2 separate regions of the Homo sapiens genome follow, and region 2 is linked to region 1. A link is an interaction called in ENCODE POLR2A ChIA-PET data of the cell type or tissue named here. Cell type or tissue: endothelial cell of umbilical vein. All regions are shown on one strand. Links, peaks and the distances in the headings refer to the core of each region. The heading gives the core; the rest is flanking DNA.

The links. ChIA-PET counts read pairs that join two places held together with the same protein. Peaks named below come from ENCODE experiments on the same cell type or tissue, not always from the same donor. Only the 100,000 strongest peaks of a DNase experiment are listed, where the experiment ranks them.
Region 2: POLR2A ChIA-PET joins it to region 1 with 8 read pairs; 2 of 35 experiments call an interaction of 5 or more read pairs at or near these places.

Annotation. Positions count from the first base shown.
Region 1 is chr21:43,679,016-43,687,271 of GRCh38, forward strand. RRP1B (ribosomal RNA processing 1B) reads left to right here. Exons shown (of 16, transcript NM_015056.3): 9 at 4,264-4,358; 10 at 5,538-5,635; 11 at 6,755-6,774; 12 at 7,789-7,920. Among named protein-coding and RNA genes, the nearest start is that of RRP1B, 24 kb to the left of the region's middle. In endothelial cell of umbilical vein, for the core only: no CTCF peak of the experiment used is centred there; no DNase peak of the experiment used is centred there.
Region 2 is chr21:44,079,728-44,086,635 of GRCh38, forward strand. TRAPPC10 (trafficking protein particle complex subunit 10) reads left to right here. Exons shown (of 23, transcript NM_003274.5): 13 at 288-400; 14 at 3,061-3,575; 15 at 4,395-4,536. Among named protein-coding and RNA genes, the nearest start is that of PWP2, 24 kb to the right of the region's middle. In endothelial cell of umbilical vein, for the core only: no CTCF peak of the experiment used is centred there; a DNase peak (open chromatin) is centred at 4,164; H3K27ac peaks cover 2,196 bases.

The DNA of each region.
Region 1 (8,256 bases), core at 2,437-4,936:
TTCCCCACTTCGTTTTTGTTTGCTTGGTTGAGGATCAGTTGAGTGTAAGTATTTGGGTTTATTTCTGGGTTCTCCTGTTCCATTGGTCTACATGCCTATTTTTATACCAGTACCAGTACCATGCCATTATGGTGACTATGGCTTTATAGTATAGTTTGAAATCGAGTGTTCTGATGTCTCCGGGTTTTTGAGGGTTTTTTGTTTTTTTGTGTGTCTTTTTTTTTTTGGTGTTTTGGTGTTTTGGGTTTTTTTTGGCGGCGGGGAGGGGAGAGAGACAGAGTCTTGCTCTGTCGCCCAGGCTGGAGTGCAATAGTGCGATCTCAGCTCACTGCAACCTCTGCCTCCCATGTTCAAGCGATTCTCATGCCTCAACCTCCCTAGTAGCTGGAATTATAGGCGGGTGCCACCACGCCCAGCTAATATGTCTTTGTATTTTTAGTAGAGATGGGGTTTCACCATGTTGGCCAGGCTGATCTCGAACTCCTGACCTCAAGTGATCCACCAGCTTCAGCCTCCCAAAGTGCCGGGATTACAGGCATGAGCCACTACTCCCAGCCTCTAGATTTATTCTTTTTGCTTAGTCTTGCTTTGGCTATGCAGGCTCTTTTTTGATTCCATATGAATTTTAGGATTGTTTTTTCTAGTTCTGTGAAGAATGATGATGGTATTTTTATGGGCATTGTGTTGAATCTGTAGATTGCTTTTGCCAGTATGGTCGTTTTCACAATATTGATTCTACCCATCCGTGAGCATGGGATGTGCTTCTGTATTTCCATTTGTTTGTGTCATCAGTGACTTCTTTCAGCAGTGTTTTGTAGTTTTCCTTGTAGAGATCTTTCACATCCTTGGTTAGGTATATTCCTAAGGTTTTTGAGGTTTTGTTGTTTGTTTTGTTTTTTGTTGTCATTGTTGTTTTGGTAGGGGTTTTTTTGCAGCTGTTGTAGAAGGGAGTAAGTTCTTGATATGATTCTCAGCTTGGTCGTTGTTGGTGTATAGCCATCATACTGATTCATGTAAATTGGTTTTGTATCCTGAAACTTTGCTGAATTCATTTACCATTCTAGGAGCTTTTTGGGTGAGTGTTTAGGGTTTTCTAGGTATATGATTGTATCATCGGCAAACACGGACTTTGACTTCCTCTTTACCAGTTTGGATGCCGTTTATTTCTTTTCTGTGATTGCTCTGGCTAGGATTGTTCGTGCTTTTAAAAAATCTGGAAGGATAAACCAAAATGTTTTATTTATTTATTTAGAGACAGGGTCGGCCGGGCGCGGTGGCCCAGGCCCGTAATCCCAGCACTTTGGGAGGCGGAGACAGGTGGATTACGAGGTCAGGAGTTCGAGACCAGCCTGACCAACATGCTCAAACCCTGTCTCTACTAAAAATACAAAAAAAAAAATTAGCCAGGCATGGTGGCACATGCCTGTAACCCCAGCTACTCAGGAGGCTGAGGCAGGAGAATCACTTGAACCTGGGAGGCGGAGGTTGCAGTGAGCAGAGATCGAGCCACTGCACTCCAGCCTGGGCGACAGAGGGAGACGCCATCTCAAAAAAAAAAAAAGAGAGACAGTGTCTTGCTCTGTTGCCCAGGCTGCAGTGCAGTGGAGCAGTCATGGTTTATTGCGGCCTCAACCTCTTGGGCTCAAGTGATCCTCGCACTTCAGCCTCCCAAGTAGCTGGGACCACAAGCACACACCTCTTTATTTTTTGTAGAGACAGGGGTCTCACTATATTGCCCAGGCTGGTCTTAAACTGTTAGGCTTAAGCATTCCACCCACCTCAGCCTCCCAAAGTGCTGGGATTAAAGGCATGAGCCACCACACCTAGCCCAAAATGTTAGTATAGTTAGCTGTAGGTGGCAGAATTATGGGTGATTTCTGTTTCCTTTGTACTTCTCTATTTCCTACAGTGATTATATATTATATTTAATCAGAAAAAATCAAGCCGGTTGCAGTGGCTCATGCCTATAATCCCAGCACTCTGGGAAGCCCAGGCAGTCGGATAACTTGAGGTCAGGAGTTCGAGACCAGCCTGGCCAACATGGTGAAACCAAGTCTCTACCAAAAAGTACAAAAATTAGCCAGGTATGGTGGCGGTCGCCTATAGTCCCAGCTACTTGGGAGGCTGAGGTGGGAGAGAATCACTTGAACCCAGGAGGTGGAGGCTGAAGTGAGCCAAGATCGTGCCACTGCACTCCAGCCTGGGCAACCAAGCAAAACACTGTCTCAAAAAATAAATAAATAAACAGATAGATAGATAGATAGATAGATAGATAGATAGATAGATAGAATCAAGAACCTTTTTTTTCTTTTTAATTTTTAGACCTGGTGGACGGGAAGTAATTTTTTTTTTTTTTTGAGATGGAGTTTCGCTCTTGTCGCCCAGGCTGGAGTGCAATGGCGCAATCTCAGCTCACTGCAACCTCTGCCTCCCGGGTTCAAGCAATTCTCCTGCCTCAGCCTCCCAAGTAGCTGGGATTACAGGCATGCACCACCATGCTTAGCAAAATTTGTATCTATCTTTTGGTCAGGCTGGTCTCGAACTCCCGACCTCAGTTGATCCGCCCGCCTGGGCCTCCCAAAGTCTTGGAATTACAGACAGGCGTGAGCCACCATGCCCGGCCAAGAATCTTTAAAAGAAAGAAAAAATACTCTGGCCAGGCACGGTGGCTCACACCTGTAATCCCATCACTTTGGGAGCCTGAGGTGGGAGGATCACTTGAGCCTAGGAGTTGGAGACCAGCTTGGGCAACATAACAAGACCTTGACTTTACAAAAATTTTAAAATTAGCCAAGCGTGATGGCACATGCCTGTGGTCTCAGCTACTCAGGAGGCTGAGCTGGGAGAATCAGTTGAACCTGGGAGGGTGAGGCTGCCGTGAATCATGATCGTGTCACTGCACTGCGTCCTGGGCAACAGAGCTACCAGCGACCCTGTCTCAAAAAAGAAAGAATAAAAGAAATAGTCTAGTCTAGGTGTGGAGACTCATGCCTATAATCCTAGTACTTTGGAAGGCCAAGATGGGAAGATCACTTGAGCCCAGGAGTTTGAGACCAGCTTGGGCAACATAATGAGACCCCCATCTCTAAAACAAAACGAAAAAAAGAAATAGTCTGATTTTAAATTTGGTGTAGATAACAGAGTTGACTAAGGACCTGGAGCAAATTTTATGTGGTCATGGGAGTAGTCTCTGGGTCCCTCCGCTCCCCACATTTCTGTCGCCTAACCTGGACACAGACTCTCTTCCAAGTGCAGTTCCGGACGTTCCCTCCCAGTTGCGTTCATGAAACGTGTGCTGCGCCTGCCCCATCCTCCCCAGGCCTTGCCCTGATGTCGCACCACTAATAAGCTTAGAGGGTTCCAGAAACAGTACACGTTTAAAATAATTTTGAGTTCTCCTGAGTCTGTTTAATCTGCTTCTTCATAGGCTGTAACACTCTGAATTTTTTAAGTGCTAAAAGTTGCATTAATATTGACTTGTGCTTCCTGAAGCATGCTCGTGAAAAGTGACTGTACTGCTGTGACAGGTTCTCACCAAGGTCCTAAACTGACCTGAGACTAGGGCCGGATTCCTGCGTCCATGCTCCTACCCCTGGTGGTCCAGGGCGATGCCGTGTCCCATCCGCTTGCCTGCGTCCCTGGACAGGAGCTTCCCATGCACCGCAGCCTTCGTCCTAACGGGACCACGTGTGGGGGAGGAAATCATCGAAGGCAGCAGGGAATTGGGGTTTTATGGGTACAAAAGGCAAAACATGTGCTTTTTCCCAGACTTACCTTCATTCCCATAGCCTGAACAATCAAAATGTCCTGGGAAATTATAAATGGCTTTGCAGAGTTTTTCTCCTTAAATAAATTTTCTTTCATTTTTTCTTTTTTTGAGACGGAGTCTCGTTGTCGCCCGGGCTGGAGTGCAGTGGCATGATCTTGGCTCACTGCAACCTCTGCCTCCTGGGTTCAAGCGATTCTCATGCCTCAGCCTCCCAAGTAGCTGGGATTACAGGCACCCGCAACCACGCCCAGCTAATTTTTGTATTTTTAGTGGAGACGGGGTTTCGCCATGTTGCCCAGGCTGATCTAGAATTCCTGGCCTCAAGTGATCCACCCACCTCAGCCTCCCAAAGTGCTAGAATTACAGGCGTGAGCCACCGTGCCCAACCTTCTTTTTTGCTAAGAGACACCTAATTAGACAGTGGCTCCTGTGGAAGTAGTCACTTCTGTGTATTTGATATGTCAATAATTTGGTCTTTGGGTATATTTTGACAGCACTGGGCAAAAACCATTCCAGAAAAGATGGACTCAGTGATGAAAGAGGAAGAGATGACTGTGGAACCTTTGAGGACACAGGGCCCCTTCTCCAGGTGGGTAGCAGTTGTTGCTTTTTATAGAATATAGATTTGCTGTGGAGTAGCCTGACTAGAGAATTAGGGTCACAGCTAGTTAAGCTATAAGGCCTGAAGCGTAAACTCCTTTTTAATCCCTTCAGTCACTAAATGTCACCTTCTGAAGAATAACCTTATTGGAGACAAGGAAATGTAAATATGATGGAGTTTTGAAAGAGATAGTAGCACTTATTTTGAATGGCTAAGCTCTCCTCTGTTCTCTACCACAGAGCCAGCTCTAGTGGCACTTTTCAAATAAAAAAAAGTTTGCCAAGTACAGATTGCAAATCTAGATTAAATTTAAAATTTAATTACAAGCTCACGCCTGTAATCCCAGCACTTTGGGAGGCCCAGGCGGGCAGATCACCTGAGGTCAAGAGTTCGAGACCAGCCTGGCCAACACAGTGAAACCCGTCTCTACTAAAAATACAAAAATTAGCCCGACACCGTGGCGCACGCCTGTAATCCCAGCTACTCGGGAGGCTGAGGCAGGAAAATCATTTGAACCCGGGAGGTGGAGGTTGCAGTGAACTGAGATCATGCCACTGCACTCCAGCCTGGGTGACAGACTCTGGCTCAAAAAAAAAAAAAAAAAAGCACACCCAGGTAAATTTTGTTGTGGGTACTCTATCACAATTTTTTTTTTTTAAGAATTGCTTACCCAGCTTTTCCCAAGAATAATTTTTTTTTTTTTTGAGACAGAGTCGCACTCTGTCTCCCAGGCTGGAGTGCGGTGGCTCGATCTCGGCTCACTGCAAGCTCTGCCTCCTGAGTTCACGCCATTCTCCTGCCTCAGCCTCCCGAGTAGCTGGGACTACAGGCGCCCGCCATCACGCCCGGCTAATATTTTGTATTTTTAGTAGAGACGGGGTTTTGCCGTGTTAGCCAGGATGGTCTCGATGTCCTGACCTTGTGATCCACCCGCCTCAGCCTCCCAAAGTGCTGGGATTACAGGCATGAGCCACCGCGCCCGGCCTGAACATGCATTTTTCAAAGGTAGTGCTTGTGCTCCTGGTTGCCAAGTCCCAGCACAAGCTTGTTTAGCCTATCTGTTGCCAAATGCTTCAGTAAGGGTTTCTCTTACTAGCAGATGTAAATGGCCAAGTCAGGCAGTGTTGTTTGGCTGCAGACTTATGTTTAGTTTCTCTTCCTGCCTAGTTTGACTATAAGGCTGTTGCTGATCGACTCCTGGAAATGACCAGCAGGAAGAACACGCCCCACTTCAACAGGAAGCGCCTCTCCAAACTCATCAAGAAGTCAGTAACTGGGGAGAGGGTTCTGACATCATCATTCCTTTAGTTCTCATCTCCTGGTGTGGGACAAGCCATCTGCATGCTTATCTTTTTTCTTTCTTCTTTTTTTGTCCTTTAATGCTTTTGTGTATAGCAATGTAATAGACACATGTAAACTGAAAAGCTTAATGGAAACAGCAGTCCCACCCCTCAGGTTCCATTCTTCCAGTGCAGCCATACTCATCTCTTAGCTGCTTTAGAATGATGTGAAGTCTATTCATGTCTAAAATGAACCAACCAGAAACTGATGTGAATCTGCTATTTAGGTGTCTTCTGCTGGTGTGCTGCTGAGATAGATAGGGTTAATTCTTTACCTCTCCCCTCCCTCCCATATGGCTATGCCAAAAGTGTTAGTTAATTCAGCTGTCAGTGTTGATGTCACTCTGACCATAGTGACATGATGACCTGGAATTCATGGAGGGCCTCGTGTGGCTTGCTGTCATTGGTGACAACAACTGTCTGATCACACTCTAGGAGCCGGGCACTGCTCTGAGCACTTTGTATACATTCAAGTATTCCATGTTAAGCCCCCAGAAAGTAGCTCCTGTAGTTTTGCCCATTTCCCAGCTGGTTCTTAGGGCACAGGATGGTCCTAGCTTGCCTGAGGTCCCTGCCATCCAGTGTCTCCTCCCCCATGCACCTCCCCACACTGCGCTTCGATGCGTCTTGTTTGTTCTAATGCACAAAAATTGTGTGAAGCAAAACATGGCTTCGCCTTTCTCCACTGGAGAATTGAATATGAGAGAGATCTAAGCTATTTCTGCCTTCAGAAACAAAAATTGAATTTCTTAGTTTGATTTGGGTGTGCCAAGATGCATCTTTGGCCCGCCGTGTCCTTGCTGGTATTGATGGTAACCGAGGGCGGCACTGGCCTTGAGCTTTTTGGCTTTTGTATTGCACCACCCTTCCCTCACAGAATTTCCTGTCTAGCCTCCCCTCCTGGAGGAGAACGTGAATTAACAACTATTTAACTATGGCTTGTATTTTAAAAATCAAATACATATGTCTACAGAAGACAGAAGGGATTTCTTTATGAACATTTGTTATTTTTTTATTTTTTATTTTTTATTTTTTTATTTTTAGATTCCAAGACCTTTCTGAAGGTGAGGCGCGCCAAGAATCATCATTCATGGTGTTTTTCGTGAATATGGACCCCACTGGGGGCGTTGATGCCAAACGCTGAGAAACAAGATTGAAAGAACTTTACTGAAAACCTCTGATAAGAAATAATAGTCCCTAGCCCAGGCAAAATAGCAAGGCCACATCTCTACTAAAAATGAAAAAATTAGCCAGGCGTGGTGGCGTGATCCTGTAGTCCCAGTCACTTGGGAGTCTAAGAGGGGAGGATCGCTTGAGCCCAGGAGGTCCAGGATGCAGTAAGTTGTAATCACACCACTGCACTCCAGCCTGGGTGACACAACAAGACCCCAACTTTTAAGAAAGACAGACCAGCCCTTACCTAGTCATACCGCAGTACAGCGTGGGAAGTGATGCAAGCCTAGGGCTCCCTGCAGCCTGCCCACCTTCCTATCCTGGGCTCTCCCTAACCACCAAAGCAAGAGGGCAGACTGCTCTCATGTGTGGGTACTGCGATGTTTTGGTTTGGTTTTTATTATTTTAACTAGATGGATTTTCAATGGCCTAGGAAGGTTTTAATTGGATACTCTATGAAGGTAAAAAATGTAATTTCTCAGGATCCCTTTCATTTGCTCTTATGGTCAATGGTCCCCCCGGGAAAGGCTGATGCTGTAAGCTTTGTTACATTTGGACAAGTCAGTGAAGTTACCCCATACCCGTCATTCACTAGGGACACTTGGAATTGGGAAAGGCACCAGCAAGCTGGTTGGAATGCAGAGACTGCATTAGCCAAGCGTCCGGGGTCCAGCCATGGAGGGTGTCACCGAGGGCTTGTGATCCCTTGCCTTGCCTTGGTTGAGAAATCCACAAAGCTTTTTTAAGTCTGTAATTCCTGTGTCAGCAGCGCTCAGGTTTGGGTGGGAGAAACGGTGAGGAACGATGATGATGAGGCAGAAATTGGGAGGGGTGCTGCTCTTAGGCCCCTGGGGCAGAGTCTTGAGCGCCTGGGGAAGCTAACAGTGTGTCACTCTGGCATCTAGGAAGCAGTATATCTCAACTCAGTTTTGCGGAGGACATTTCTGCTGATGAAGATGACCAAATCCTCAGTCAAGGAAAGCATAAGAAGAAAGGAAATAAACTTTTAGAGAAAACTAACTTGGAAAAGGAGAAAGGTAAGCTGTAAAGCTAAAAAGAAGGGCACGACTCAGCCCTTGGGGAGCGGCATGCACCATGGAGGCCTCGGAGACTTGAGCTCGTGCCGTCATAAAGCATTAGCAGAGCCCAAAGCTTCAGTCTTTAATGGCTGAGAGGTAAAGGCGGTTTTCCAAGTGTTGTGCTGTTTTTGGTGGAGCCGCGTCCCCACCTCACCCCGCTCACGTCCGCCTGCTCTCCAGGGCACCTCTGCAGGGAAGCAGGAGCTGCAGGGAGCACTGGGGGGCGGCTGTTTGATGACCACTCGAGATCTATGGTTTTTACCCTTGAGCCCTAAAATTAGTGGAAATGGGACT
Region 2 (6,908 bases), core at 3,144-5,643, 400 kb after region 1:
GCAGGAAAATTATTTTCTGTTTATACGGCAACATTGCCCACAATCAATGTTTCATTCACACCTATTATTAAGGAGAGAAAAGTCCTAACTTATACATATGTATTGTATAGAAAATGAATGAAATGTCTAGTCGATTTTTTATAATCTAATTTTGAGCCCTAGTAACTTAAAAAAAAAAAGCCCTTTGGCTTTTGAAGCCTCTGTGAAGGCCGTAGGAGACTTTGCATCCACTTCCCCCCGCACTCCTAAGTATGAGCCTCTCCACGCTCCTTACCTCTCCGCTCCAGCTACCTGCAGACCAGCAGCCTCTTAGCCAGTGACCACCACCTCACTGAAGAGGAGCGCAAGCACTTCTGCCAGGAGATACTTGACTTTGCCAGCCAGCCGTCAGACAGCCCAGGTAAGACCAGTTCTTACAACTTGACTAGGAATATTTTCAAATATTACAGAAGTAAAAAAGAATACAAGATATACCAACCACTTACAGTAAACAGTTGCTAACATTTTGCTGTGTAGCTGACATGTATCTATGTCTTTCACCTGACTTTTTTTTTTATTTTTGCTTTAAGTCAAACTCTAGACCACATTAGATCTTCTAAAAATAAGGACAGTCTCTTAACCACACCCAAAGAATTAATAAGGTTCTAATATCATCTGCTAAGTAGGCCATATTCATATTTCCCTAATTGTCTTAAAGTATTTTATAAATCATTTTTAATGGAGTCCAACAGGATATCACATATTACATGTGGTTGTTAGATCTCAGTTCTCTTTTAATGTAAAAAAAGTTCTTCCCATCTCTTTTTCTTCTTCTTCTTTTTTTTTTTTGAGACAGAGTCTCGCTCTGTTGTCCAGGCTGTAGTGCAATGGTGCCATCTCAGCTCACCACAACCTCCGTCTCCCGGGTTCAAGCAATTCTCCTGCCTCAGCCTCCCAAGTAGCTGGGGTTACGTGCGCCCGCCACCATGCCCTGCTAATTTTTTGTATTTTTAGTAGAGACAGTGTTTTGCTCTGTTGGCCAGGCTGGTCTCAGACTCCTGACCTCAGGTGATCCACCCACCTCAGCCTCCCAAAGGGCTGGGATTACAGATGTGAGCCACCGCACCCAGTCTTTTTCTTCATTTTTTAAGATGGTGCTTTTTTTTTTTTTTAAAATGTAACAGCATTATTGTGATATTCACAAACCATGTAATTCACTCATTTGAAGTTTATAATTCAATGGCTTTTAGTCTGTTTCAGGAATATGTGCAACCATTACCACAGTCAATATTATTGTTCTTTTTTTTTTTCTTTTTTTTTTTTTTTTTTTTGACTATCTTGCTCTCTTGCCTGGGCTGGAGTGCAGTGGCACGATCCCAGCTCACTGTAGCCTCAACCTTCTGGAGTCAAGAGATCCTCTTACTTTGGCTTCCTGAGTGGCAGGGACCACAGGTGTGGGCCACCACACCCAGCTATTTTTTTTCTTCTCTGTCTCCCAGGTTGGAGTGCAGTGGCATGATTGTAGCCCACTGCAACCTCTGCTTTTTGGGCTCAATTGCTCCTCCCACCTCCACCTCCTGTGTAGCTTGGACTACAGGAGCATACCACCATGCCTGGCTAATTTTTGTATTTTTAGTAGAGATGGTTTTGCCATATTGCCCAGGCTGGTCTTTAACTCCTGAGCTCAAGGAATCTACACACCTCGGTCTCCCAAAGTGCTGGAATTACAGATGTGAGCCACCATGCCTGGCCACCACAGTCAATTTTAAAACATATTTATCACCCTAAAAAGAAACCCCATACTGTAATCCCCAAAGTGCTGGGATTACAGGCGTGAGCCACCACGCTGGGCCCCAGATGCTTGTAAGTGAATACACCCCAGCAGTCAATAACCACATCAACCTGACCCTGAAACTTCTAGGAACTTCTGCCTGCCCTGGGAGGCCGGGGCAGGCAGATCACTTGAGGTCAGGAGTTTGAGACCAGCCTGGGCAACATGGCGAAACCCTGTCTCTACAAAAAATTAGCCAGGTGTGGTGGCGGGCACCTGTAGTCCCAGCTACCCAGGAGGCTGAGGTAGGAGGATCGCTTGAGCCCAGGAGAACTGGGCTGTAGTGAGCCAAGATGGTGCCACTATACTATAGCCTGGGCGACAGAGCGAGACCCTGTCTCAAAGAAAGGGGGACAACAAAAGATCCATGTGGGTGGGTTTCTCGGGAGCATCATGACGTTAGTCTGTGGAGTCTTTAACGCGCCCAAGCTGACTGTTGGTAGAGCCGTGACCACATCTGCTGCTGCTTTGTATTTGAGACTATTTGAGTTGTGATGTTCCTGCCAACGTTCCTTGGTATCTCTATACGAATAAAATATTCCACAATCGTTTACTGTTTCTCATGATCTATGGCATCAGTCTTGGCAAGTCCTTTCGTTGATGAATATTTAATAAATACTTAACTGGTCACTTCTGCAGCCTTGTGTATTTTCTAGACAAAACCAAGGTACTTACAGTTCGGTCAGAGAGAGAAGGGCCCAGAGAGAGCATTAGGCTCTCATTCCAGCAGCAACTGTAGACCTGGCTGGTTGCTGCCATCCTGGGCCTGGGGGCACAGAGGGGTCCTGCTTAATCGGCTGACTTTGTAGACTGGCAGACACCTGGGGTTTGTTTCCACATCACAGCAGGGCACTTGGGCATCTTCACTGAGCATGTTTTTAAGTAGGTGAGAAAATATTGGAATCCCTTGGAAATAGCTGTAGAAATTGGACTATTTACAAATTGTCGTTTGAAATTGAGAGGTAGTTGACCTGTATTTCTCTTAGGTTTGTCAAAGCAGACTTGAGAAGGTTAATTTCTGTACATTTTATGATTTCTAGGCATTACGTAGGTATTTGCTAATATTCTGCTTTTGATACAATAGCCTTTGGGGGGTGTGAAGATGGCAGGAGGCTGGGCTCAGCTGCTGTGCCCATCACTGCTGCTTGCTTCAGTCTGCTCTCGGTGATCTTACTGTGTCCGCGGCCTGCTGCTGCTTACTGTCAGGAAGTGTGACTTGGGGAGTCACTTACGATAATGTCTATTTACAGGTCATAAGATAGTGCTACCCATGCATTCCTTTGCACAACTGCGAGATCTCCATTTTGATCCCTCCAATGCCGTGGTCCACGTGGGCGGCGTTTTGTGCGTTGAGATAACCATGTACAGCCAGATGCCTGTGCCTGTTCACGTGGAGCAGATTGTGGTCAATGTCCACTTCAGCATTGAGAAAAACAGCTACCGGAAGACTGCGGAGTGGCTTACCAAGCACAAGACGTCCAATGGGATCATTAACTTTCCACCCGAGACCGCACCTTTCCCTGTATCCCAAAACAGTTTGCCCGCGCTGGAGTTGTATGAAATGTTTGAGAGAAGCCCATCTGATAACTCCTTGAACACGACTGGGATTATCTGCAGAAACGTCCACATGCTCCTGAGAAGGCAGGAGAGCAGCTCCTCTCTAGAGATGCCCTCAGGGGTGGCTCTGGAGGAGGGTGCCCACGTGCTGAGGTGCAGCCACGTGACCCTGGAACCAGGGGCCAACCAGATAACATTCAGGACTCAGGTATGCGTTCAGGGTGGGAACTTGACTTTCAAGTTTGTAAAGCAGGGCCGTGGAGCTTACAAGAACTGTCTGGAGTGTGCTGTGAATTGAGTAGAGTCCTTTGTTCTCCTAACCCTGTTTTTGTCTCTGTCCTTATACAAAAATACACTGATGTTTTCTTTCGTGTTTTATACAATTTTCTGACATTTGATAAATTCTGAGTGAAGTTCTTAACGTAGATATTTGTTCTTAGATTAAGTTAGCTTTTTAACTCATTGGATTATTGGATTCAGTTAGCTTTCCCCCCTGCATATGAAAATACACACCCTCATTTGTTAAAATGAGCTTTCAAAGAAGGTGGTACACTTTCCCACTCAAACTTATTTTCCTTTTGTGGCTGGCTGGGTGTCAAAACTGGTGTTTCTCACCCACTCTAACATAAAGTTTTCTCTGACACAGGATATCCTGTAAGTTCCACTAACTCAACAGGATTTGGCCTGTGGAAAGTACAGCTATTTGTCACATTTTTTAGTCTAGGGCAGGGCTTAAATCTCGTGCTGAATGTCTCTACAATGCCACAAATACAGTTTAGATAAGTTGAAAATACCTTATTAAAGTTAAATTTAAGCATCAGTTACTCAGAAAATCACGAATTGAGAGATTCTGAGGGCCTTGTGAAGAGCCCAAGCTTAGAGGTTTAGGCACAAGAGCAGGGGGTACAAGAGGGAAAGAAGTACAGGCCTTTCTGGAGTTCAGAGAGACCGCTGCACCGCGCTACCGCAGGAAGCTAACTGCAAAACTGGGTGACGTGGTTTCAAATGCCTGATTCTTTGACTCTAGGCCAAGGAACCTGGAACGTATACACTCAGGCAGCTGTGCGCCTCGGTGGGCTCCGTGTGGTTCGTCCTCCCTCACATCTACCCCATTGTGCAGTACGACGTGTACTCACAGGAGCCCCAGCTGCACGTGGAGCCGCTGGCTGGTGAGTGGGGTCCCCAGCCTTTGAGGAGGCGTGCTGCTGGGGCAGTTCTGAGGAGACCTGCTGAGATGCCAGGCTTCTCATAAGTTTTAGCTGTGTCTGCCTTTAAGAGATATTTTGGGTAACATAATGGAAATTTTGCCTGGGAACTAGCTGACTGCCTCTTTTGTTTATCTGAATGTTTGCTTTCCTGTAATTGCTTTTTCATGTTTAATAAACATGGTGTATCTGAAAATAAGAAACACAGAAGAATTAGCTCTGAGAGTGGAAAAAAGAAACTCAAGGTATTTTTTTCTATTGGCTCACTCAACCTAATGGTCAATGCAGAGGACTTCTGGGCCCAAATGTGCAGGGATTTCCCCCTGCCAGCAAGCAAGCAGTCGGTCCTGCAATTCAGTTCTGACCCTGTCTACTGGAGCTGGCGTCAGACACCACAGGGTGAGGGCTCAGTCCCCAAGACAGTCCCCCCCTTCCCATGCCAGCCACCAGCCCAGGGTTCTTTTGCTTGTGCTCCTGACCAACTAGCTAGAAATCAGGGCTCTCACAACCCCCTTTCTGGGTTTGATGAATTTGTTAGAACAGCTCACAGAACTCAGGGAAACAGGTTGACTGGATTATTATAAGGGATATAGATGAAGAAGTGTGGAGGGTGAGGTATGGGGAAAGGGGTGCAGAGCTTCCACGCCCTCCCTGGGCGCCACCCTCCAGGAACCTCCATGTGTTCAGCTGCCTGAAAGCTCTCCAGACCCTGTCCTTTGGTTTTTATGGAAGTGACATTACACAGGCATGATCGATTACACCACTGGCCACTGATGAGCAACTCGACCTTCAGCCCCTCTTTCCTCCCTGGAGGTTGGGTGCCACTGCTGAAAGGCCCGACCCTCTAATCCTGCCCTGGTCATTCTGGTGACCAGTCCTCATCTTGAAGCTACCTTGGAGCTGCCAGCCTCCAATCAACTCATTAGCCTACAAAAAGACATCACTTTGGAGATTCTAAGGAATTTGGGAGCTAGTATGCCTGGAAATGGGGTTGAAAACTACATGTGTATTTTACAGTGTCACATTAGGCCAAGAAGCAGCTAATGTCTACCACAGGGTTTCATAAATATGTATATAATTTCCTGCTTAGAAGTACGTTTCAAATGCTAAACACTAGATTTAGTTAGGATCTATACTCAGATCCCAGCACTTTGGGAGGCCAAGGCTTTGAGACCAGCATGGGTAAGCCAGTCGGGGCAGGATGACAAAACCCCATCTCTGCAAAATAAAAAAATGAAGTAAATTAGCTGGGTGTAGTCGTGCGCCACGGCCTCTAGTCCTAGCTACAGGCTGGAGCCCCAGCTGAGGCTCCTGCCTCAGCCTCCTGAGCCCAGGAGTTTGAGGCCTCAGGGAGCTGTGATTGCGCCACTGTTCTCCAGCGTGGGTGACAGAACAAAACTCCATCTCTTAAAAAAAAAAAAAGTTTTCCTTTGAAAGGGTTGATTAAACTTGTCCGTCTGGCATGGCATTTGAGAAATTCAAAGCTATTGTCCTTTCTGATAAGTTCTAAAATTGGAAGGAGTTGCTATAAACAAATGATTGAAGAACATGTGGCAGCTGAACAAGAGTGAGTGAATGTCTCCTTTGTTCGGGCTAGCAACGATTTATTTATTTGCCTGTTTCTTCTACGTGGAAAAAAATCACAAAGGGCATTTTTCTGTTATTCCCCCATTCCCCCTATTTTTCTGCATTTGTGCCTCTTGTGTGGCCACCAGCAAAGGCTGTCAGATGTGGGACACAGCAGTCAGTCTCTCCAGTGATTCTTCCATTGGAACATTGTGTAGAGAAGCTGAACTCGATTCCCGCAGGGGAGCCGAAGCACCAGCCAGCAGGCCCTGCCCTCCCCATGGCCCAGCGGCTGCAGTGCCAGGCTCATGGCCTGGCTCCTGCTTCCTGCCTAGTGTCCCCTGTCTCTGTCCACTCTCCCCCCGGTCCTGGTATCTTGCCTGCCTTCTGTCTTCCCTGCAGCAGGATTCTCAGAGGCCTCAGCTCACTCCTGCCTCTCATTGCTGTCTTGGAGTGAGGGGGAGCCACCTGACTGCTGACTGTTCTTAACCCAAAAGCCCGTGGCCTGAAGCTGAAAAATCCAGAGAAGGTTTTGAATATTTGAGCAGCACCAGCACAGTCAAGTTTTCTTTACAGTCTCTTCTTAAGCCTCATTATGTGATTCTCTTCTACTACTAATGGGCAGGCAAATTTTGTGACCCTCAGAGACGTAGTCATGATCATAATCCCTGACTTGCTGAACCAAGATGGGTATAAGACTCCTTGACTCACAGGATTCTTTTTTCCCCAGCAAGGTTCTCCTTCAACCCTGTAGTCCACATCATTGAGAT